3 separate regions of the Mus musculus genome follow, and regions 2 and 3 are each linked to region 1. The links are chromatin loops, found by intact Hi-C in ENCODE. Cell type or tissue: gastrocnemius. All regions are shown on one strand.

Region 1 (8,000 bases):
TGTTAAATAAAATAAACAGCATAATAGTACCTACATTTAATAGTAAGCAAAATTTTATAATATCCAGTTTTATTTTCTATTTAATACTAAGAGCAAAACATCCTAGTCTATATGCTATCCTAAGAATACATACATATTTTTCTATACCCTTAATGGGATAATATATAAAAATAAAATTATCCATATGATTTGTGGGAAAAGCCACTGAGTTCTAAGTCTGCCTGTGATGCGCTATCTTAGTTTCAGTAGAAATGACACGTTATATAAGTTTAATCTGCTTACAAAATTTCCAAAATGATTTTTAAAAAATGAACAAAAGCTTCCTTGGAATTGTCTTCCCCAGGGAAGAGCACAGTAATTGATCATCCAGTAATTGATCATCCAGTAATTGATCATCCAGTAATTGATCATCCAGTAATTGATCATACCAGTACCAAATACCAGTCAGTCAGTCCTGAAAACATGCATACAAGTAACGTTATGCAGGCTGAGCAGTTTATTTATGCATTTAAGAATACATACGCATATACACATATGTATGTAACAATAATTAATGAAAATAAAGACCATTTATTTGCAAGAGAGCAAGGAGGGGTGTATGGGAAGGATTAGAGGGAGGAGAGAGGGAATGAGACCATTATACTTTAATCTCAAAAAGAAAACATGCATTGGTTTTAAATGCTGCCTGAGTTAGCAAGAAGGCTCAGTTAGACAATGCACTTACAGAGTGTCCAGATAACTCTAGTTTGATCCCTGTCACCTATGAGGTTTAAGAAGAGAGCCAGCTCCCACAAGCTGTCCTGACTACCATGCTTGCACTATCGTACAAGAGTACACACACACACACAAAATAATAAAATTATTGGTGTCACTTAATTACCATTCAAAAGCATTTCATTCAACTTCAAAAACAACCATTTCAAATCAGCAGTCAGCTCCAACTAGATGGAAAATTGCAGAGCAGCAGAGCTGAAGGTCACTACCAACACCTTCACCTCAGGTTAAGAGACAGACACACCCAAACCCTGAAAACATCTGGAAGGCAGAAAGCCAGGGTAAAAGACAGGCTATTGTTTCAACCTTACTTGCTACATCCAGATGTCAGGGCTCAGGAACACCCACTATAACCAGGATGGCCAAAACAAAGCCAGCTTGCCCTGATCTATCTCTGAGTCTGGGACAATCCATAGGCCTCCTGGCCAGCAGCCCTGCACACTGCACAAGGCCCTACCACCAGGCAGCCATGACCCAGCTTCAGCATGGGGACCAGGGAGGCAGTTACTGTCTCATCTCATTTCCGGCCCTTGTGCTTTTATTAAGCCAAACAAAGCAGGCTTCGGCTCACACGGGCACATGCACTCCGATACGTAGGAGCTTGTTGGGTCATCCACAGAGCAGCACATGCTCACTCGTGCAGAGATGCGGTGTGACACTGTGGCTATTTCTCTAATAGTGAACAGTCACAGCTAACCGTTTCAGGTGAAAGTAGAAGGGGTCTTTTATGCCATTTCATACAGCACGGGAAAGGGAAGAACACAATCAGACCCGCAACTAATGTCCTTACCAGCGGCTGTCAGCTGAAGGTGTCAATCACTTATGCTCCTGTTTTGTCAAGAGTTCACTAATCATATATATATATATATATATATATATACACACACACACTTTATATAGATATTCACATATATAAACATATATATTGAATTGAATTGAATAGGTATATATGAATAGGTATATATGCGTGTTTATGTACATATACATGTATATCTCCACTCACTGAGATGATCAATGTCCACTTATGTGTGAACTGAAACTCAAACTTCGAAAATAACAGGACAGAGTCTATTAGTACATACAGACAGCACGTAGTCTATTAGTACATACAGACAGCACGTAGTCTATTAGTACATACAGACAGCACGTAGTCTATTAGTACATACAGACAGCACGTCGGCTTTAAAATGTCAATGAGAAAACCATCCTCTGAATTAACAGGGGCTCTATCAACCTAGACACAGGAGCCATGTGACAATGAAGCAATAGCCTTGTCTCTGAATTAAATGTCTTCGTGGGACTTTTACTGCAGCTTTGTGTTTTGGTTTCTTGAGGGATGGGGGAAGACGGTTGGCAGGGGTGTGTCTCTGAACTATATTTTTTATTTGCTGCCACACTGAGTCACTAGCTCCTATATGATATGTAGACATCAGATTGAAAATTTAATATGTAATTCCTGATGGAACATGAAGATAAAGTAACTAAATTCCAATAACTCAAGCTACTGTGGGCACAGCAAACATATGAAATGTAAAAAAAAAAAAAAAATCACTTATGCTCACACTAGAACCACTCAATACATGGAGACTGCAGAGAGCAAGTTTCCACCTTCCCTCCACTGCAGACAGCGCGGCCTTGACAATATGGTCTCCAATAAACCTTTGTTCTGCCCACGGAACAGTCTACTTTACAGGCTTTACTGTGTCTTGCTTAAAAACATCTTAAAAATTCAAACAATATACAAATAAAAACAAAACAAACATATAAAAAGGCAGGCCCATAAGAATAACAGATTATTCAACCAAAACTTTTAAGACCAGAAGGGCATTGAAGGATTCCCTATTGCCAAACCATATTACTGTTATCAGCAAAATTATGTGACATAACTGAAAAGAAAATACTTTGCATGATAAAAATTGACTAAGGGTTTCTATGACCACTTAGCAAGCGCTACAGAAGATACTCTGTGGTGGTTTGAACTAAGAATGACCCCCACAGGCTCATCAGGGAGTGGCACTACTTGAGAAGGCTGAAGAGGTGTGGCCTGATTGGAGGAAGTGTCACTGGGGGCTTAGAAACCACAAGCCAGGCAGACCCGGCATCACTCTCTATTCCTGATGCATGCGAACAGAACGGAGAACTCTCAGCTCCTTCTCCAGCACAGTGTCTGTCTGTGTGATAGCAGGTTCCCTGTCACGATGATAACGGACTAAACCTCTCATCCTCTGAAACAAGCCCCAATTAAATGCTTTCTTTCAGAACAGTTGCCATGGTCACGGTGTCTCTTCACAGCAACAGCAGTGTGATCAAGATAGAGTTGAAAGAATCGTTTGGCAAATCCATCCATAAGTACACAAGAAAGAACAAGCCACACTAGAACAATTGAGCTGTGTAGATGTCCAGTACCTGATGACCATACAATGGAATTGTGGTACCTCTACATAATGGAACTTCATTCATGTCTAAAGAAAGTGAAATGACAAGGAAAATGGACGGGACAGGAATTAGTATACAAAGTGAGGTAACCTAAAAACACTTGCTCTGTCTTATACACGGATCTTCAAGATTTTCAATTTGTGTGCTGAATTTGGAGTGTTCATAGAGGCCTGAAAAGTAGACGGTCCATGATAGCGGGAAGGGTGCAAGGACTTAAGGTGGCTGAACAAAGCAGAACACATGACAAAAGTAGACAGGGAAGTCTGTGGGTTAGAGGGTCAAGTGCAGACGGGGAGGTGAGAGACAGGCAGGAGGGCGGATACATGAGCACGCTCACATGAGCGCTCTCTCTCTCTCTCTCTCTCTCTCTCTCTCAGTCACACACACACACACACACACACACACACACCAGAGGGGGATGAGTGTGTGTAATTGAACGAAATGTACATAAAAGTGAATGAAAAGACTTAACAACAACAAAAGGATGAGCACAGGTATCCTGCATGGATGAGAATTTTTCTTCCCAAGGGAAGCATTGGTTATAAGATAAAAATCTCAGAGCAAGGGAGGTCCCAGCAACCTCACAACAACACAGTTGCTGCTTTTAGTTGCCTATTATACCGAGATAAGAGCTTTTCCTAAGGACATAATACACTTCAGTTGCAGGACACAGAAATCAAGCTGGAAATACAACTTTTTCTATGGTTCTATGGTTTCTATGGTTTACATATAGATGGCCCAAAGCTAGCTATATATATATATATATATATATGTGTGTGTGTGTGTGTGTGTGTGTGTGTGTGTGTGTATACATATGTATATATATATATACATATATATATATATATATATATATAAAAAGAGAGTGTGTGTGTGTGTGTTTAAAGTCCCTCTGAGTATAAGTCCTTGGTGGTAGTCTTAATTTAGTAAACTTCTCTCAATACAACATATATTTCATTTAATAATAAACTATCTTTAGAATTGCTTTTCTCAGTGTTAACTTTTTATGATTTATGTACAAATCGAAGATATTTTTGCTGCTATATTAATCTGTTATAATAATTTTCCTGCATACACATACATTCACAACACATTAAACATTAGTGTCTTTTACATCAAATTTTAGTTTGTTATAAAAATAGACACACTTAAAGTCAAAGAAATCATCATGAAAGTCATAGTACACAAAAGGCCTAACTTCAGAAAAATAGTCTGTAGCAGAAATAAGACAAATGTGCAAAAACTTATTTACAACTAACTAAACACTACAGAGTATCTATTATCCTGAAAAGCTAGTTAAGGAAATACAAAACAATATGGATACTTAAAATTAACAACCTGCTGGTCAACTTTAAGAATTTCAATGGCCAGAGTAAAAGTTCTAGGGGAAATCTTTTACAAAACTATATCTAAGGTAACATTTTAAAGCATTTAAAATTTGGAAACTAAAAATCAAAAGTTGTTGTTGTTAAGGACTGTCTTTGAAGAGCTGACCTAACAGGGATAATTATGAAGACTGCACTACCGGAAAAGACCACAAGATGGCAGCATCGATTCACTAGTAAAATACTGCATTGCTGCTGGAAAGCAAAGCCTCAAATAAACGTACTAAAGCAGGCTAGGACATTTCATTGTTGTTGTCGCTGTTGTTGCTGCCAGGAAATAAAGAGAAAATAAAATGAACTGTTGGAATTTCCGAATTTTTGTTTGATATAAAAATCAAGTTTAGAAGAAACTCCTTTAGTAGACATTCAAAGGTACAACTGATAAAACAAAAAACAGTCCATGAAAAGATACATTTGTTTACTTTGTTTCTACACTTATCCTTTGGAAATGCAGAAATTTATGAATACAGTGTGAGTGTGTGACTGTGTGTGTGTGAGTGTGTTGCATAAGTGCACGTGGGGTTCCAAGGTTGGCATGGGCACACTGTCCTCAAAGCCCACCATAATAGACAGGTACTGTGCTGAGCCTGGAGGCAGCTGCTCTGGTGCTAGCATGTCTGAATGCCAGGGTCACAGGCAGGCAGTCACATCTGCACTGCTTATGTCTGTCTGAGGAAGCCCAGCTCCGGTGCTCAGATCTGTACAGTGAGCACCTAATTGTGTTCTGATGTGTAGTAGCTACAAAGATGCTTTCTTTCTCTTTCTTTCTTTCTTTCTTTCTTTCTTTCTTTCTTTCTTTCTTTCTTTTTTGGGGGGGGGCATATTTTCTTTATTGACATTTCAAATGTTATCCCTTTTCCGGTCCTCCCCACCGCCCCCAGAAACCCCCTATGCTATTCCCCCTCCCCCTGCTTCTATGAGCGTGCTCCCCCACTCACCCACTCACTCCCACCTCCCCGCCCTGGCATTCCCATACAATGGGGCATCAAGCCTTCATAGGACCAAGGACCTCTCCTCCCACTGATATCCAACAAGGCCATCCCCTCCTACATAGACAACTGAAGTCATGGGTCCCACTATGTATACTCTTTGGTTGGTGGTTTAGTCCCTGGGAGCTCTGGGGGTCTGGTTGTTTGATATTGTTCTTCCTATGGGGCTGCAAGCTCCTTCAGTCCTCCTTTCTCTAGCTCCTCCATTGTGGACCCTGTGCTCAGTCCAATGGTTGGCTGTGAGCATCGACCTCTGTATTTATCAGGCTCTGGTAGAGCCTCTCTGATACAGCTAGCTGTATCAGGCTCCTGTCAGCAAGCACTTCTTGACATCTACAATAATGTCTGGGTTTGATGACTGGTGGGGCAGTCTCTAAACTGGTCATACCTTCAGTCTCTACTCCACACTTTTTCTACATATTTCCTCCCAAGATGATTTTGTTCTCCTTCTAAGAAGGATCAAAGTATCCACAATTTGGTCTTCCTTCTTGAGCGTCATTCGGTTTGTGAATTGCATTTTGAGTATTCAATGCAATCACCATCAAATTCCAACTCAATTCTTCATAGACTTAGAAAGAGCAATTTGTAAATTCATTTGGAGTAACAAAAAACCCAGGATAGTGAAAACTATTCTCAACAACAAAAGAAATTTGGGGGAATCACCATCCCTGACCTCAAGCTGTATTAAAGAGCAATAGTGATTAAAAAAAACCTGTATGGTATTGGGACAAAGACAGGCAGGTAGATCAATAGAGTAGAACTGAAGACCCAGATATGAGCCCACACACCTGCAGTCACTTGATCTTGACAAAGGAGCTTGAAGCATCAAGTAGAAAACAGACAGCAACAAATGGTGCTGGTTCAACGGGCAGTCAACATGTAGAAAAATGCAAGTTGATCTATTCTTATCTCCATATACAAAGCTTGATCAAGTCCAAGTGGATCAAGGACCTCCACATAAAACCAGAGGCACTGAAACTAATAGAAGAGAAATTGGGGAAAAGCCTCAAACACATGGGCACAGGGGAAATTTTCCTGAACAGAACACCAATGACTTATGCTCTAAGATCAAAAATAGACAAATGGGATCTCATAAAATGGCAAAGCTTCCGTAAAGCAAAGAATACTGTCAATAAGACAAAACGGCAACAGACTGGGGAAAGATCTTTAACAACCCTACATCCGATAGAGGGCTAATATCCAATATATATACAAAGAACTCAAGAAGTTAAGACTCCAGAGAACCAAATAACCCTATTAAAAAATGGGTACAGAGGTAAACAAAGAATTCTCAACTGAGGAATACTGAGTGGTTGAGAAGTACCTAAAGAAATGTTCAACATCCTTAGTCACCAAGGAGATTCAAATCAAAACAACCCTGAGATTCTACCTCACACAGGTCAGAATGGCTAAGATCAAAAACTCAGGTGACAGCACATGCTGCAGATACTGGAACACTCCTCCATTGCTGGTGGGATTGAAAGCTGGTACAACCACTCTGGAAATCAGTTTAGCGGTTTTTCAGAAAATTGGACAGAGTACTTCCTGAGGACTCAGCTATACCACTCCTGGGCATTTACCCAGAAGATGCTCCAACCGGTAAGAAGGACACATGCTCCACTATGTTCATAGCAGCCTTATTTATAATAGCCAGAAGCTGGAAAAAACCCAGATTCCCCTCAACAGAGGAATGGATACAGAAAATGTGGTACATTATACAATGGAGTACTACTCAGCTATTAAAAAGAATGAATTTATGAAATTCCTAGGGAAATGGATAGAACTAGAAAATATCCTGAGTGAGGTAACCCAGTGAAAAAAGAACACACATGGTATATACTCACTGACAAGTAGATATTAACAACAATGCTTTCAATATTGTTTCAATAATTGTTTCTCTCTGATACCAAAATAAAAATGACATTTGAAGACTAACTATAAAAGATAGGTAACAATACATCATAAAATCATTTCCCTATTTAAAATATTAAAATGCTTTCCATACCGAACCAACCCATGAAGATTCTAAGCCTGGAAGGTTTATTAGAACAGCTGAGCAAATAATAATTTTAAAATATATCCTATAGAAGAATACAAACTGATCCATTCCTATCTCCTTGTACTAAGGTCAAATCTAAGTGGATTAAGGATCTCCACATAAAACCAAAGACACTGAAACTTATTGAGGAGAAAGTAGGGAAAAGCCTCGAAGATAAGGGTACAGGGGAAAAATTCCTGAATAGAACAGCAATGGCTTGTGCTGTAAGATCGAGAATCGACCAATCATAAGATTGCAAAGCTTCTGCAAGGCAAAAGACACCGTCAATAAGACAAAAAGGCCACCAACAGATTGGGAAAGGATCTTTACCTATCCTAAATCAGATAGGGGACTAATATTCAATATATATAATGAACT
Region 2 (8,000 bases), 69 kb after region 1:
ATTTATTAGCTTTTTTACTCTGAAACTTAGAGGCTGTGCACTCGCCCTTATTTCCTAAAAGGAACAGTTTTTCCAGCAGGGGCCCTCCCGCCACGTGTCTGATTCCTGGCTGAAACACGTGGCAGCTCTCAGCTTTGCAGATAAAGTTTTTTATACCATCTTTATTATCCAACACAAAACATAGAACATTCATTCATACAGACTGGACACGAACATACATGAATTGAACACGAGAACAGATTGGTGCACCGGACATTAGACAAGACACAAAAGGTAACAGAGTACTCCTGCTATAAGGCCCAGAGAGATATTTCTCTCTGCTTTTTGGGACATTTTCCTCCCTTATGATGCATTTTTTATTAACTGGGGCAATCCGCCTATTCCTTTTAATAAACCCTTTCTTTTCTCACACCTCATGTAGCTTCGGAGAGCTACGGCCTACCGCCTATTACCCAGCTCCTCACTGCTGAACCTAAGTGAACCAGCGCTCGGGTTTAACGCTGTCTCAGCTTAGCCCATACCTTCTCCGGTATGAATTTCCCTTATCCTTTATTTTATGGAGCTCCGAACCAGCAGCGTCTCTTCCAAAAATCCTTTGCCGTTTCTCAGTCCCGCGTTGGTTCGCCAATTGTTGTGTCCGACCAGCAGACCACAACCTGGGTTCTAGCCTGGAAAGGCATTTTGGAAACCTGGAAGAGAAGAGGGGCTAGGTGGCGAGAGAAAAGAATGTAGCCAAGACAGTTACTCTGATCAAGGCTCAAATTTTATTGTTGCGACACTAGTTATGAAGGAAGGGGGAGGGGACCCGATTCCCGCCGAATAATCTCGGGTCCAGTAGAAAGGTGCACGTGTGTGGCTCCTCAGGTTCCAGCAGTGGGCGTGGCAGAACGAATGAGCAGGAAGCTCCACCCCGAGCAAGCAGGTTTCAGGCTGGGGGAGGGGAGACTACAATTCCTTGCTTCAATTCTAAATCAAAATATTCTTAATAAGATTAGCCAATTCTTTTCTTAACTCATGGACCCAGAACCAATGACTTTAGGAAGAAAATTACATACCCAAAGAAACCTTGACCTTTCTAAGCCAATGATGGTAATTATTCCAATACTCCCTTGTAGTCCTGTCAGAGATGTTCTGGGAAATGGTGGAAGTGGCTTATGAGTGCAGGCTCCTTTCTTGACTCTGCCATTGCTGATTCCTGTGTGATTTTTTTTATTAGATATTTTCTTTATTTACATTTCAAATGTTATCCCCTTTCCTGGTTTCCCCTCTGAAAATCCCCTACCCCCACCCCCTCCTGCTGCTCACCAACCCACCCACTCCCACTTCCTGGCTCTGGCATTCCTGACACTGGGGCATAGAACCTTCACAGGACGAAGGACTCTCTTCCCTTTGATGACCCACTAGGCCATCCTCTGCTACATATGCAGCTGGAGCCATGAGTCCCACCATGTGTACACTTTGGTTGGTGGTATAGTCCCTGGGAGCTCCTCGAGTTCTTATATGGTTTCCAGGCGCAGAATAGAGCATCAGCAGCTAGGCACAATATGATTGGTGGAACAGTGGAACCTTTAAGCTGATCGGTCTTTAGGGAATGAGGTGACAAGGACTTCTCTAGTCTGAAGGTGGGCAAGTCAGTCCTGCAGAATGTGTCCCCACCCACAGGTCGGTTCCCACCCTGTGGTCTGAGAAATGGATATTAGCCTCTCCCTTCCGGAGGGGAATGTGTTTCATGACCTTCCCAAATTTCCTAAACTGACCTTTTCAGTATCCATAGGCTCTCAAACATGGGCAGTATATCCACATGTGATTGAAAACATGCATCAACCTCATAGCCTTGGCAGAGAGTTTGGGTAATTACGGGACTAACATCAGAGTTGCTTGTGTGAGGGAATGGAAGGTACCCAGGAAAATGAAGCATTACTCAGTTGGACCTTCATTTGGTCGGATGAGAAGGAAAGTTAGGATGGCTGGAGTGAGGAGAAATACTGTCTTTTTCACCCCTAGATATTAATGTCAGAATATATTCTCCTGGAGACACCAGAAGTCACCTAATAGAAATTTCTTGTTTCTTACAACTTAGTTGTGTCATGTGATGTTTTCCTGGAAGCTCTCTTGTGAGAGGGCATGCGATGTTTTGCTGTATAAGGGGTCCATGAGTCACCAAAGAATGATACCCCAACTCAAATAGCATGTAAATGTCAAGAGTGTTTTATTCTGCAGAGGTCCAGCATGCTGGGGTCTCCCCATTACCAAGCTTTGAGCATCACCAGGTCCCTTCCCCCTGCTTGTCCCACACCAGGGTACAGAGCAAATCTTACTGAAAGTTCTGGTTCCCTTCCCTATATCCAGAGTACCTCCATCCTTGGCCTGCTGAGGCCTCACCCCCTAGATTAGCTCTAAATGACAACAGCCCTATGACCACCTTCCTTCAGAAGTTGGCTGCAATGTGAGAGCAGAAATGGGACACCCCGAGGGATGTGTGGCCTGGCTCTAGGATTAGCTTGGGCAGCGTGCTGGGCTGTGGTCCAGTCCACAGAGACACCCAAGTGAGCTTGTAGGCCTGATTTAAAGCACATTAGGGAATTCCAGGGTAGGTGACCTCTATGTTAATCTGTTGGGACCATCTCTATGGACATTCCATTACCGGGTGTGTTGGGGCTGGAAACTTGCTGAGGAGGACTGGGAACTGTTCCTGAGGAAGTAGCTGAGGAAGTCTGGAACCTGCTGCCTACCCATTGTCCTTGCCTTAGGCAAGGTGGCTGGGACATTCCATTACCTGGGTGTGAAGGCTGGAGCCTGGGTTTTTTGGGGTTTTTTTGTTTTTTTTTTTTGTTTTTTTTTTTTTGTTTGTTTGTTTGGTTTTTTTTGTATTAGCAATGGACTTGCCTGGGCAAGCCTGGACTTGCCCAATTCTTGGGCCTAGTCTCCTTAACTGTCAATTTGAAGCCTGCCATGGAGTCAGCTTGTCTCATCCCTCTCAGCTGAAAAACTCACACTTGAGAGGGTACAAGATGTTTAGAAGGAATGTAAATAGAACCAAGCCACTACGTTGCTAGACCTCCACTGCTTCACTGGTCTTTGCTGGTCTTCACTTAATAAAGAGAGACTGAAGTGGAAACTTAAGAGTTCTTGGGAAACTCAGTCGGATGGTGTTTTGCTGGAACAAACACGTGAAGGAGTGTTTTCCTGAAGTGGACACAGGTGAAAGACTAAGGCAGACTCGTGAAGGGATGAATAACTGAAGCAGACACAGGAGAGGATGTTCTCCTGAAGCAAGCATGTGAAAGGACACGTGAGGAAGGATTCTTTGCTGACAGTACACACGTATTGGTCTGTATTACATTGCATAGTTGAGCTGCATTTGTCAAGACTCCATAAAGAGAAACTCACCAAAAAATTTCTGGTGGTGTGGTATAATTTCTCACCACTTCCTTAGACTCAGGTTGATTGGCAGAGTGATGTCAGCTGAGACAAGACCCTGAAGGACGCGTGATGTTTTGAGGGAATAAATAGAACTTGACAGACAGTAACAGGGTTGGGTGAGCTTGGCTCACTTATAGAGATAGCTGTGCAATGTTTGAGGGTCTCAAGTCTTCCCTGGTCATCACTTCCCTGAGAGAGGCACAGCTGAGAACTCCCGTTGGCACCGGGCCTTCCTGCTGACTAGAGCAGAGGCTGAGGTCTGGTTGTCTCTCCTGGGTCATGCCTCACTGCTGATTTGTGTTGGCTATCCTGACCCTACAGAACCCAACTGCTGCCATGTATCCAGGAAGGGGTTGAGAGTGGATCGAGCTGTCCCTGCTGACCTGTGAACTGATCTGTGATTTCCAAACAACATAGACAGGAGTTGCTCCAAAGAACCTTTTAAAACAGGCCCACTTCCCCCATATCCCTTTCTCACTACTTCTGGTGGGTGGTGGGTTAAAAAGGGAGGTTAAAGCATTTATGAACCATCATTAAAAATAGGATTTGAGAAAAATTAAAGATACAAGAAATGCACAAAAGAATTTCTCATGGTATTCTGGCTGGTCCCGGCTGCTTTAGCTGACTCCTGCTGATGCAGCAACAGAGCCTGGATGTTTCTTCTGGAGAGGGTTGCAATTATTGATGCCTGTTTAGTATCTGCTATTGAACTGGACTGCTGATATCCTGACAATGAAAAGTGGAATCGCCCCAATGAATTACTCCTAAACAGGTCCACAAACCCCTTTTCCTATTAACCTTCCCCCTGCCCCAGAGACCTCTGGTCAGTGGGTTAGAAGCATTTAAGAACCCTAAATACAGTAGGTTTGGGGAAAAAAAAAAATCTTAGCCTACAACCAAGTGTGGACTTAAAATGGCACCCTCTACTGGGCAACATTGTTAAAAGAGTTAAAGACTTAGTTTACCTCTGAATCAAGCCAAACCTGAAGAAATGAGTTGCATAAGCCAACAAGTGTTCCAACACAGACAGTACTTCTCTCAGCATATTTCAAACTGAAGGGGGAAAAGCTCACTCGATTATGTATGCTTTATTTTTAATATCATATGCTTCATTAGCCACAGTCTACTTCTTGAATGATATGGGATATGACCACTTTTCATTAAAAGCAAATGAGATTTAAGGAAAGATAGAACATAGACGACCTCATTCCTACCTGATAACTTTTCAGAAACATGCAGAAATTAATTCAGGAAGCAAACAGCACATATTTCATGTTTACCAAGTTGAACTGATAAACTGAGATTTTTTTTTCCACAGTAGTTGATTTCTGTGACATTACCTTGGCCTTTCCATCTTATGATCAAATATTCTATCCACATCAAAGGTTTGTCTCTGCTGAGCTCCATTCAATTCTATCGACCTGCAGATCTGTCAGGTTCTTTTTGTCACTACAGAAATCAAGATGACAAATACTTCATATAATTAATTTACATTATTAAATAGAAGGACATACTGTACTAAAATATCCCTCGTTGCCATGATACAGAAATATTTACTCATTGTGTCCTCCAAACTGAAATTTTACTGTAAACTAACATCTTGTCAAATTGTTCCAACAATATTAATTATGCTTTTTAAAATAATAAGTTGAATTTCTCTTGAAGAAGCATGAAAGTTTGATCATGGCAAAGCTTTTTAATTATGTTGATTAAATATTGCTTGATATAGGAAATTGCCATGCAGAAATTATATGCCTCTTATTTACATCCAATGATCTATATGGTTTTCATAAAACACAGATGCTACATTTTAGGTTTTTTTTTTTAATATTTTTTTTAATTAGGTATTTTCCTCAATTACATTTCCAATGCTATCCCGAAAGTCCCCCATGCCCTCCCCTCCACCCCCCTACCCACCCATTCCCACTTTTTGGCCCTGGCGTTCCTCTGTACTGGGGCATATAAAGTTTGCCTGTCCAATGGGCCACTCTTTCCAGTGATGGCCAGCTAGGCCATCTTCTGATACATATGCAGCTAGAGTCAAGAGCTCCTGGGTACTGGTTAGTTCATAATGTTGTTCCACCTATAGGGTTGCAGATCTCTTTAGCTCCTTGGATACTTTCTCTAGCTCCTCCATTGGGAACCCTGTGATCCATCCAATAGCTGACTGTGAGCATCCACTTATGTGTTTGCTAGGCCCCGGCATAGTCTCACAAGAGACAGCTATATCAGGGTCCTTTCAGCAAACGCTTGCTAGTGTATGCAATGGTGTCATCGTTTGGAGGCTAATTATGGGATGGATCCCTGGATATGGCAGTCTCTAGATGGTCCATCCTTTTGTCTCAGCTCCAAACTTTGTCTCTGTAACTCCTTCCATGGGTGATTGTTTCCAATTCTAAGAAGGGGCAAAGTGTTCACACTTTGGTCTTCGTTCTTCTTCAGTTTCATGTGTTTTACAAATTGTCTCTTATATCTCAGGTATACTAAGTTTCTGGGCTAATATCCACTTATCAGTGAGTACATATCATTTGAGTTCTTTTGGAATTGTGTTACCTCACTCAGGATGATGCCCTCCAGGTCCAAACATTTGCCTAGGAATTTCATAAATTCATTCTTTTTAATAGCTGAGTAGTACTCCACTGTGTAAATGTACCACATTTTTTGTATCCATTCCTCTGTTGAGGGGCATCTGGGTTCTTTCCAGCTTCTGGCTATTATAAATAAGGCTGCTATGAACATAGTGGAGCATGTCTCCTTCTTACCAGGTTGGGACAACAGTTTAGTTTTTTTTAAGCAACATGAGTTTTTTGTTTTTGCCTTCTTGTATGAATAAGTAATATTTAGGCACACATTGGACCACAGAAGACCAGGGGACATTTGTTCCTTTTTCTTTTTTCTTTTTCTTTTTTTAAAGATTTACTTATTTATTATATGTAAGTACAATGTAGCTGTCTTTAGACACACCAAAGAGGGCAACAGATCTCATTACAGATGGTTGTGAGCCACCATGTAGTTGTTGGGATTTGAACTTAGGACCTCTGGAAGAGCAATCAGTGCTCTTTTTTTTTATTGGATATTTTCTTTATTTACATTTCAAATGTTATCCCCTTTCCCTGTCTGCCCCCCCTCCCAGAAACCCCCTATCCCATCCTCCCTTCCCCTGCTTCTATGAGGGTGTTCCTCCACCTACCCACCCACCTACTCCCACCTCCCTGCCCTCAGTTCCCCTACACTGGAGCATCTATGGAGCCTTCAGAGGGCCAAGGACCTCTCCTCCCATTGATGCATGACAAGGCATTCTTCATTGAGTAGAGTGTTGTTCAGCTTTCATGTATATGTGTGTCTTCTGTTGTTTTTGTTGGAATTTAAGACGAGCCTTAGTCTGTGGTGATCTAACAGGGTGCACGGAATTACTTCAGTCTACTTGTATCTGTTGAGACCTGTTTTGTGACCAATTATGTGGTCAATTTTGGAGAAGGTACCATGATGTGCTGAGAAGAAAGTATATTCTTTTGCTTTTAGATGAAATGTGTAAATATCTGTTAGATCTATTTGGTTCATAACTTCTGTTAGTTTTGCTGTGTCTCTGTTTAGTTTCTGTTTCCATGATCTATCAATTGATGAGAGTGGAATGTTAAAATCTCCCACTATTATTGTGTGGGGTGTGTGCTTTGAGCATTAGTAAAGTTTCTTTTATGAATGTGGGTGCCCTTGCATTTGGAGGGTAGATGTTAGAATTTAGAGTTCATCTTGGTAGATTTTTCCTTTGACCAGTATGAAGTTTTCTTCCTTATCCTTTTTGATAACTTTTGGTTGAAAGTAGATTTTATTCAATATTAGAATGGCTACTCCAGCTTGTTTCTTGGGACCATTTGCTTAGAAAATTGTTTTTCTAGCCTTTTACTCTGAGATAGTGTCTGTCTTTGTCACTGAAGTGTGTTTCCTGTATGCAGCAAAATTTGGGGCCTTGTTTACGTATCCAGTCTGTTAGTCCATGTCTTTTTATTGGGGAATTGAGTCCTTTGATGTTAAGAAATGTTAAGGAAAAGTGATTGTTACTTCCTGTTATATTTGTTGTTAGAGGTGGAATTGTTTATGTGGCTGTCTTCTTTTAGGTTTGTTGAAAGATTACTTTCTAACTTTTTCTAGGGTGTTGGTGTTTTCCATCTATCATCCTTTGTAGGACTGAATTTGTGGAAAGATATTGTATAAATTTGGTTTTGTCATGGAATATCTTGGATTCTCCATCTATGGTAACTGAGAGTTTTGCTGGGTATAGTAGCCTGGGTTGTCATTTATGTTCCCTTAGGGTCTGTATGTCAGGATTTTCTATCTTTTATGGACTCTGATGAGAACTCTGGTGTAATTCTGATAGGTCTGCCTTTATATGTTACATTTTTCCCTCACTGCTTTTAATATTCTTTGTTTTGTGCATTGGGTGTTTTAATTATTATGTGACAGAAGGAATTTCTTTTTTGGTCCAGTCTATTTGGAGTTCTGTAGGCTTCTGGTATGTTTGTGGGCATCTCTTTCTTTAGGTTAGAGATGTTTTCTTCTATAATTTTGTTGAAGATATT
Region 3 (8,000 bases), 140 kb after region 1:
GCAGCTGTTGTGCTCTCGTTATGCTCTGTATGCAGGAAGTTGCCCACCTACTGGGCTCACAAAATTCCATGGACACTGCCATGATCCTTGTTTGTCCAAAAATGGAACTGAATCATAGGTAATAAATTTACCCTGTGGGCAGGAAGACTTGTAAGTGGCAACATGTTTAGCAACACAGTCTGGTCCTTCAGTAAACATTAGTATCCATTTGATTTACACACTGAACTATATTACTTCTGTAAAAATCTAAAACTCTATAAGCAAGATCCCATAGTAACAGGCATATTACAGAAGAAGCAAAGTTTAGTAACTCAAACCCGTGTGACTACCAAGGGATGGATTAAGAATTCAAGGCCAGTTATACAGGACCCCAAAGCTCAATGGCTATGTCAAGGCCCCAATGACAAGATTGTTTCAAATGAAAGGCAACAAGACAAGGGGATTCTCACAACCATAGAGGGCAATTTATGTGAGGTAGATTATGAAGAGTTAGTTAAAAATTCTAGCTAGATTTTATGCAAGGGTAAGAGATAATTCTATCCTTTCAAAGCCAACTTAAAACATAAGGATATTATTAAAAATAAGAAAAAAAGAAGTGGTTGATTATACTGTGCACATTCCTGTGGTTCTAGCTATTTGGAAGCTGAGCAAAAGAGTAATAAACTGGAGGGCCAGCCTCGGCTACAGAAGACCTTATCTTAAGATAGATAGATACAGATATAGATGTAGATGTAGATGTAGATGTAGATATAGATATAGATAGATAGATATAGAGAGAGTTAGAGAGAGATAGATATAGATATATAGATATATAGATATAGATATATATTTATATGTATATATATATATATATCTTATTTGTATATATATCTTAGTCAGGGTTTCTATTCCTGCAACAAACATCATGAACAAGAAGCAGTTGAGGAGGAAAGGGTTTATTCAGCTTACACTTCCATACTGCTGTTCATCACCAAAGGAAGTCAGGACTGGAACTCAAGCAGTTCAGGAAGCAGGAGCTGATGCAGAGGCCATGGAGGGATGTTACTTACTGGCTTGCTTCCCCTGGCTTGCTCAGCTTGCTTTCTTATAGAACCAAGACTACCAGCCCAGAGATGGTCCCACCCACAAGGGGCCTTTCCCCCTTGATCACTAATTGAGAAAATGCCTTACAGCTGGATGTCATGGAGGCATTTCCCCAACTGAAACTCCTTTCTCTGTGATAACTCCAGCTTGTGTCAAGTTGACACACAAAATTAGCTAGTATAGATGGATAAGTAGATAGATAGATAGATAGATAGATAGATAGATAGATAGATAGATAGATAGATAGATAGATAGATAGATAGATAGATGGATACAATCTAAAAATGAATATTTTAAAATATCTTTGAAGTCATCATCAACTCATCCATGAGTCAGCATGGGGAACATCCTTCCCCACAAAGCAGATATTACGATGACATCTGATTAAAGCCCAGTTTCTTTGTGGATCTAAAACCATGGTCTGAGAAGGGCAGGAAGCTGCTTCTACTTAATCCTTTTGCAGTTTAAGGCCCTGGGAATGATTCTCTAAGTAAAACTTCGTGATAACCCACCATGCCTCCAGACAGGATAAGAATTGCCTGCCCTTCCCTCTGTGCCTCTCTGGTTGTCTCACACAGTGTTCCCCAGCATAGGATGTGAAGAGCCATTTGTTTGAGCACTTGACATATTGAACTGCTTCGGGATGAGCCCTATGATGTATATGCTGAGTCTAGGTGGCTGGTTCTCATTCCTCCTTCTCAGAGCCCTCAGCTCCAGTCCTCAATCACTTTGTTCTTTCCTCTTTCAGCATGTACAGCAAGGCAGAAGATTTTTCTTCATTTCTGTACTTACTGGAGAAGCTGAACTCTAGTTCAAAGCCTTGGTTGATACTCCTTTTTCCATTTCCACCAGGGGCTCCATCTGCAGTCTCCAGGAACTCAACTTAATTCAGTGTATAAATTTCCATTAAGAATGACTAGGTGCCAGCTGAAAGCTTAAGGTCTATGAAAAGAGGTGCAATGTAAACTGTAAGGTGCATACGGCATAGACAGCCATAGCTTATTAAAAAGTGCAGATGCGGATATAGGACTCGAGATGGACTTGCAAGGCTGAGCTTCTAACAACTCTAACATAAGCTTCATGCTGTAAGTCCCAGGATGCCATTTTGAGCAGAAACTGAAGAAAATGGGGTTGTAAGTAATTAGGATAATAAACTGGGACAGATGCTACAGGTTAAAATCATGACACCCTGGTAGGTCGAGGCAGGCAGATAAAGAGTTGAAAGCCAGACTGGGTTATATAATAAATACTTGGTTTTAACAATACAAAAAGATGAGGAACTTAATGGAAGAGAGGTCTCACAAATCCCTGTTATTTACCAATCCCCAGATACCTCCCCCAAGGCTCTCTTGGCTCCTTTTAGACTTCTGGCCTTGTTCTAAACATCCACCAAGTCCTTCCTTAAAAACTTACTAGGCATCTGCAGTAGCTACTGTGGACAAAACTGCTTTGCCACTCCCCACTTTGCCTCGTGCTTCTCTTGATTCATTTAAGCCTCGCAGGATTCCCTTTCTGTCCTCTAATAATTCATTCTTGATCTTCAGAAAGTTTGTTTCCAGACACGCAGTATGAATGTTATGCTCTCATCCTTATGAGCACTGGAAGTCTATATATAACCCTTTACATGTAAACATATACAGCTTTTTGCCATTCTTTGTATATGGAATTACAGCTAACACTCTGGGAAAACTAATATATGCCAAGCACTATAGTCTCATATGAGCTCATACTATAGACATGGCCATCACCACCTCTGTAGATTATCATAGATACACAACATAGAATCCAGATGCCGTGCAATGCTGCAGCCAGGATTTTAATGTAGACTTAGGTCTTCCAGGAACTGAGCCTATTACAATGAGTATGGTGAGGTCAGTGTGTGTGTGTGTGTGTGTGTGTGTGTGTGTGTGTGTGTGTGTGTGTGCCACACTCATGCCACATGGGAAACTTCCTCATGCCTCTGAGAGAAAGAATACCTTGAGCCTAACAAACATGTTTTCAAACCTTACCTGGCTGTGCCCGTGACTTATTTCCCCCAAGGGTCGCTTAAGCTCTTAATTTCAGCTCAGCCTTATTTTGATGAGAGAGTCTTGTCTATTTGATGTCTTCGATTCTGAGCAAGTCTCTCAGTCAAGTGTCTGGAAATGCAAATACAAATTTTGGTTTTATAAAATCATCTGGGTTTAGCAGTAAATCTGATCTCAGCGGAGAATTGTATCATATCGGGCTCCTTTTATGCTGTCACTATAATTGAATTGCCTTTTCACCAAAAGGATTATTTTGAAGTCATAAAAAACTTCTTAAAAAAATAAATGACAATGAAAGCCCAAAGGACATTCAATATGAAACCAAATTATTACGGCATTAAAGGATCTAAGTTAAATCCATGAAGGCAGGAAAATTCAAAGCAAGGTTTTAGGAGTAAAATTCCTCTGGTTGTATGTCTCACTGTGTGAGCAGGACGCCTCCTTAAACATATAGGGAGTGGAGGCGATTAAATTATTTAGCTGAGAACAATTCCCATGGGGCCTTACATCAGCAAAGTAACTCCAACTATTGTTAATAAGAGCGGCCGTGAGAGGATGCTAGATGCCTTTCATCATTCTTTGTTTGAAATTTTTCTTTGTGCTTGGCATTTTCTTCAGCATAGTTCCCGGGAACTATCTTTTGCCCATCAAAATAATACCACGGAAAATGAGAGTTCATTTCAAGTGTTGTTGCTGTCACTGCGTGTCACCTGTCTACCTCCTAGCTAGCCACCGACTGACGCTTCCCAGATCCTGTTTCAGGTTGTCCATTCTAACAAAACAGTCTTCTTTATGCTTTTTGGCCCTGTGAGACCTCAAACGCATTTCTTACATGCATGGCTTCATGCCTCTTGACGCCAGCTTGATGCATAACTGTTCTCAGCACACATGTGCAAGCAAGCGACCAGGGACAGTTGGCATGTGCTGGCTGGTTCCTGTCTCATTACATTTGCACAGGCCTTGAACTCATTTGTAGTGGGCTTCACGCTAATCCTGAAAACAAATGCTGTCTGTATCTTCCTATAGCGAGGTCAAAAATCCAAGAATTATTTCCATTAATAAGTTTCTGTGAGTTGAAATTATTCCTTTAACCCCTCCAGATTCTCTTGCTATAGCAACTGGAGGATATCCCTGCCTCATACACTGCTGATGGGTTGATACAGGTGTTAAAGTGTTTACCCAGGGTTGAAGACACCTCCTTCTTTTTCCTATTGTGTTTAGCATCTTTGGTTCATCCATCAATGCAGCCTTGCAATTCAGAGTATAAGACCACTCCCCCTCCCCCTTTGCTGTCGAATTTAAACATTCTGATGCTTGATAATGTGGCATGTACAGTTTCAATTCAGTGTATTAACCTGTCCTGTCTAGCTCTTATCCGCGCTGCAGAGGCATCTTGGAGGGTAGTAAGCCCATTACATTCTGTCTTTTAAAATTAAGTCTATCCACATTAACAGAAATATGCTAATCAATCTTTGTTATGCACAGCTGTAAGCTCTACACCCTTTCCTCACTGTATTTTCAATGTGTTCAAAGGAGGTAATGTCCTGCAGTTTCGCTTTTCGTCACAAGATGGCACTATAGGTTTCCACATTTAACCACAAGCAGGGAAATCCACTAGCACTCTCAAATTTATAGTTTAAATTACATAAATTGTAGTTGAATATTAAAGGGAATATAATAGCATAGAACTATACAATGATCTAATTTTCTTTAAGACATTTTAACTCCCTTTTAAAAAGTAATAAGTGAAAATCAGAATGAAGTTGGGAAATGCTGGTTTTATTATTCCTCCTTTGTTTTTAATATGTATTAAATCAGAAAACCCTTTTCTCCTTTAGAGTAACATGACATGGTATTTCCACTTTGTGCAGCCATGCCAGGCTTCTGCTTGGCATTTATTTTTCTTGATTTAGTTTTTTTTTGAATAATTAATAACTACTACTAATAACGATATGCGTGGAGAAGCCTGGAGAGCAAACAATTGTTTGTTGCTAATATATAAAAAACAGTCTGAATTTTTTTGACTGGGGAAAAAAATTATAGCAATGAGCTCAAGCTGAAGAACACGATTTTGTAAAAGAGCAGACATTTTTCAAAAGAAGATGGGGATGACAGAAATGATAAAGGCATGAAGAGGGAAAGCAACGGGATACATGATTCCTGAAATTCTTCTATGGCCAGACATGGAGATTCTCATTTCACGTAGCTTCATGGAATAAAAGACGTAATCCTTAATACTCATTGAGTCTTTGTCTGTGTTAAACATGATGCTAGACTCTTCTCAGGGAGGACCTCACCTAATTCTCAAAGCAAGTGGTGTGTGAGGTCTCTGCTGTAACTACCCACACGCTGCATGGGAGAAACAGACACTCAACAATATCATTCACTCATTTGTTCATTCCTTCTGAAAGTGACTATGGTGTACCCACTGTTCGATGTGAACAGGTAAGGGTTAGAATTTGGACCCAAACTGCCAAGACCAAAACCCAAGACTCCATCACATAATTATAGAACTATAAAGAATCAATTTCTGAGATAAGCCTAACAGGCAATTAGATGGTTAAAAAGGGGGGGGGTGGAATGTCACTATAAAAATGAGTAAGCAAATTGACACGGCACCAAAAATAGCCTTAGTCTTTTGCTCTTTGCATTTTCCAAAGGTTTATTTAGAGAAAAAAAACAACAACAAAACAAAAAACAAACAAACAAACAAAAAAACTAAAATTCAGCGCAGGCAAAATATGATGTATACTTTAATTATACAGCAGTGTAGTAGCCATTTCTTAAATACGTCATCTGAACCAGACTTGTTTTTTTAAAAAAAAAATGCTTTTGCTGTAAAGACAGGGAAGGCTGGAGAGACTTCCAGTTCAGATGGCAAATGAAGCAAGCAAGAGCTCCATCCCTCCTTCAAGGAAGCATCCAGCCCTCGACAGAACATTTTAAATTATGTTGATGGTATATAGCCAAATTCAACATTAGAAAACTCTCCAGGTTACACAGATAAGGAAGTCTCTGAGTAAAAGGGGATTATAGCTCCAGTGCCTGGGAGGACCATGTCATAATCAGGTCTTTAACAGCTGCAGAGATAAGACTCAAGGTGCGGAGTCTCTTCCCAGTGAGGACCTGACTTGCAGCCTCTAGTGAGAATTTTGGATTTCCCTGCTAGGAGGCCAGTGAATCTAAATAGAGCGGAGGTGGGCCTCTGCCTGGAAATGTGGGCAGAAGAGTCTGCATAAAATGCCAAATGCTCAGGTGAAAAGACTGAGATTTTCACTCTCCTAATGATACAGGCTTCAAGCAGGGCTATGGCTCAGTGGATACAGCACCTGCTGCATAGGTAGAGGGCCAGAGTCCGGATCCATGAAAATCACGTATATGCTAGGTGGGCGTAGTAGTCCATCTGTAATTCCAACTGTAGAGGGCAGAGGCAGGCGCTTTCTGGAGCAAGCTAGCTAGGTAGACTAGGCATACTGCTGGAACTCATAGTCCTTATTATATGCTATGACAACCAAGCAACCGAATAAAAAAAAGGGAACCTGGTAGTTGGTTTCAAAACCCCTTAAAGACTTTTTAAAACACCCATAGGGGAGGCCTCTGGGGGGCCAGGTTATAGTTGATGGACTCAGAAGCAAAAACTATTGAGATTTAGTGCCAAGTAAGAGAGCAAACAAAAAAAAATAAAAGGAGAATTTACAACTACAGTAAGAGAGCCAGCTGTACATAAAGTCTTGGATCTAAACAAGGTTAGGATGCTCAGGGAGCTAGTATGTCTTTTAAACAAGTGGTTGGGACAATTTACAAACCATAGAAAGCAAGCAATAAGGTCAGTAGGAAAATGAACTGCTAAACCGACTTGCCAAATAACAGTTCTGATGTAGAAAAAGAAGGAATAGTGACCCCTGGAAATAACTCAGGATACAACACAAAAAAATAAGAAAACATGAAAGAAAGGTAGGAAAGGAAATAAAAAGGCTTGTTTGGACGTCTTCACATTTTAGGTTTGTCTTCAAAATGACCTAGAACTTTCCAGAATTATATAAAGACAACAGGCCTTAAGCTAAAGAAGTACTCCTCGTCACTGAACAGGTTCTAAAAATAAAGGCTCCTTAAGACACATCGTGACACTGCTGTGTGACGTCATCAAACTTAAGAATCATGAGCAAAATCTTGCAAATGCCAAAGAAAAGACAGAGTAGTTTGCAATGTGGGTGAGCAGCTGGAGCAAGCACTCTTCATTACCAAGAGATGTGTTCTTAAATTCAAAAGTGCCAAAAGGCGATGTGTATTCTAAGTTTCTTGGAACAACGCTGAGTATTCTACTTTCAGAGTAAAATACTTTCATAACTGCTTGCAAGAGCTAAAAAGCATTAGTTGGCCAACATTTTCCTTTTGCTAAGCATACTTTTCTTTTAAATTGAGAAATTGCCAGTCAGGGAAGTAAAAATTGATGAGCACAGGAAAGCCTACATATGTTTAGGGTCATCTGTGACAGGCCAGGTAGTGCGATGTAGTTCTCACTAAAAAGGAGAAAGAGAGAGACTTGAACAATTATCTTTGTTTCGATGAGAATCCCACTAGTGTGCCGCTGCAGACCTGTAATCCCATTCGGGAGGTCAGAACATCGAGGCCAGCCTGGACTACAGGAGACCCAGTCTCAAAACAAAAACAACAGAAAGAAGTAGCGTGAGAGAGAAGGCCGTACAGTTTCAGACAACATTGTCAACAAAGGCTTTCCTCTATCAATGTACAGCTCTAAACCCACAACATTGATTTTTTTTTTTCTTCCTTGAGCTACATGCCTGTCCTTTGGGCAGGAACAGATCAGAAATGTGAAAGTTTATGTGTTTTAACGGAAGGAGAGCCCAGCCTTCCTTGCGTAAGTCTATG

Evidence for each region. Peaks named below come from ENCODE experiments on the same cell type or tissue, not always from the same donor. Only the 100,000 strongest peaks of a DNase experiment are listed, where the experiment ranks them.
Region 2: it touches region 1 in a loop (9-fold over the local background); 5 of 42 quality-filtered maps call a loop at or near these places.
Region 3: it touches region 1 in a loop (6-fold over the local background); 18 of 42 quality-filtered maps call a loop at or near these places.

What each region holds. Positions count from the first base shown.
Region 1 is chr14:87,449,033-87,457,032 of GRCm38, reverse strand. All of the region lies in intron 1 of Tdrd3 (tudor domain containing 3), which reads right to left. Among named protein-coding and RNA genes, the nearest start is that of Tdrd3, 36 kb to the right of the region's middle. In gastrocnemius, a CTCF peak has its summit at 4,753 (motif pointing right); DNase peaks (open chromatin) are centred at 4,750 and 5,176; H3K27ac peaks cover 268 bases.
Region 2 is chr14:87,379,576-87,387,575 of GRCm38, reverse strand. No RefSeq gene overlaps it. Among named protein-coding and RNA genes, the nearest start is that of Tdrd3, 33 kb to the left of the region's middle. In gastrocnemius, a CTCF peak has its summit at 4,333 (motif pointing left); no DNase peak of the experiment used is centred here.
Region 3 is chr14:87,311,830-87,319,829 of GRCm38, reverse strand. No RefSeq gene overlaps it. Among named protein-coding and RNA genes, the nearest start is that of Gm23278, 30 kb to the left of the region's middle. In gastrocnemius, a CTCF peak has its summit at 4,678 (motif pointing right); a DNase peak (open chromatin) is centred at 4,671.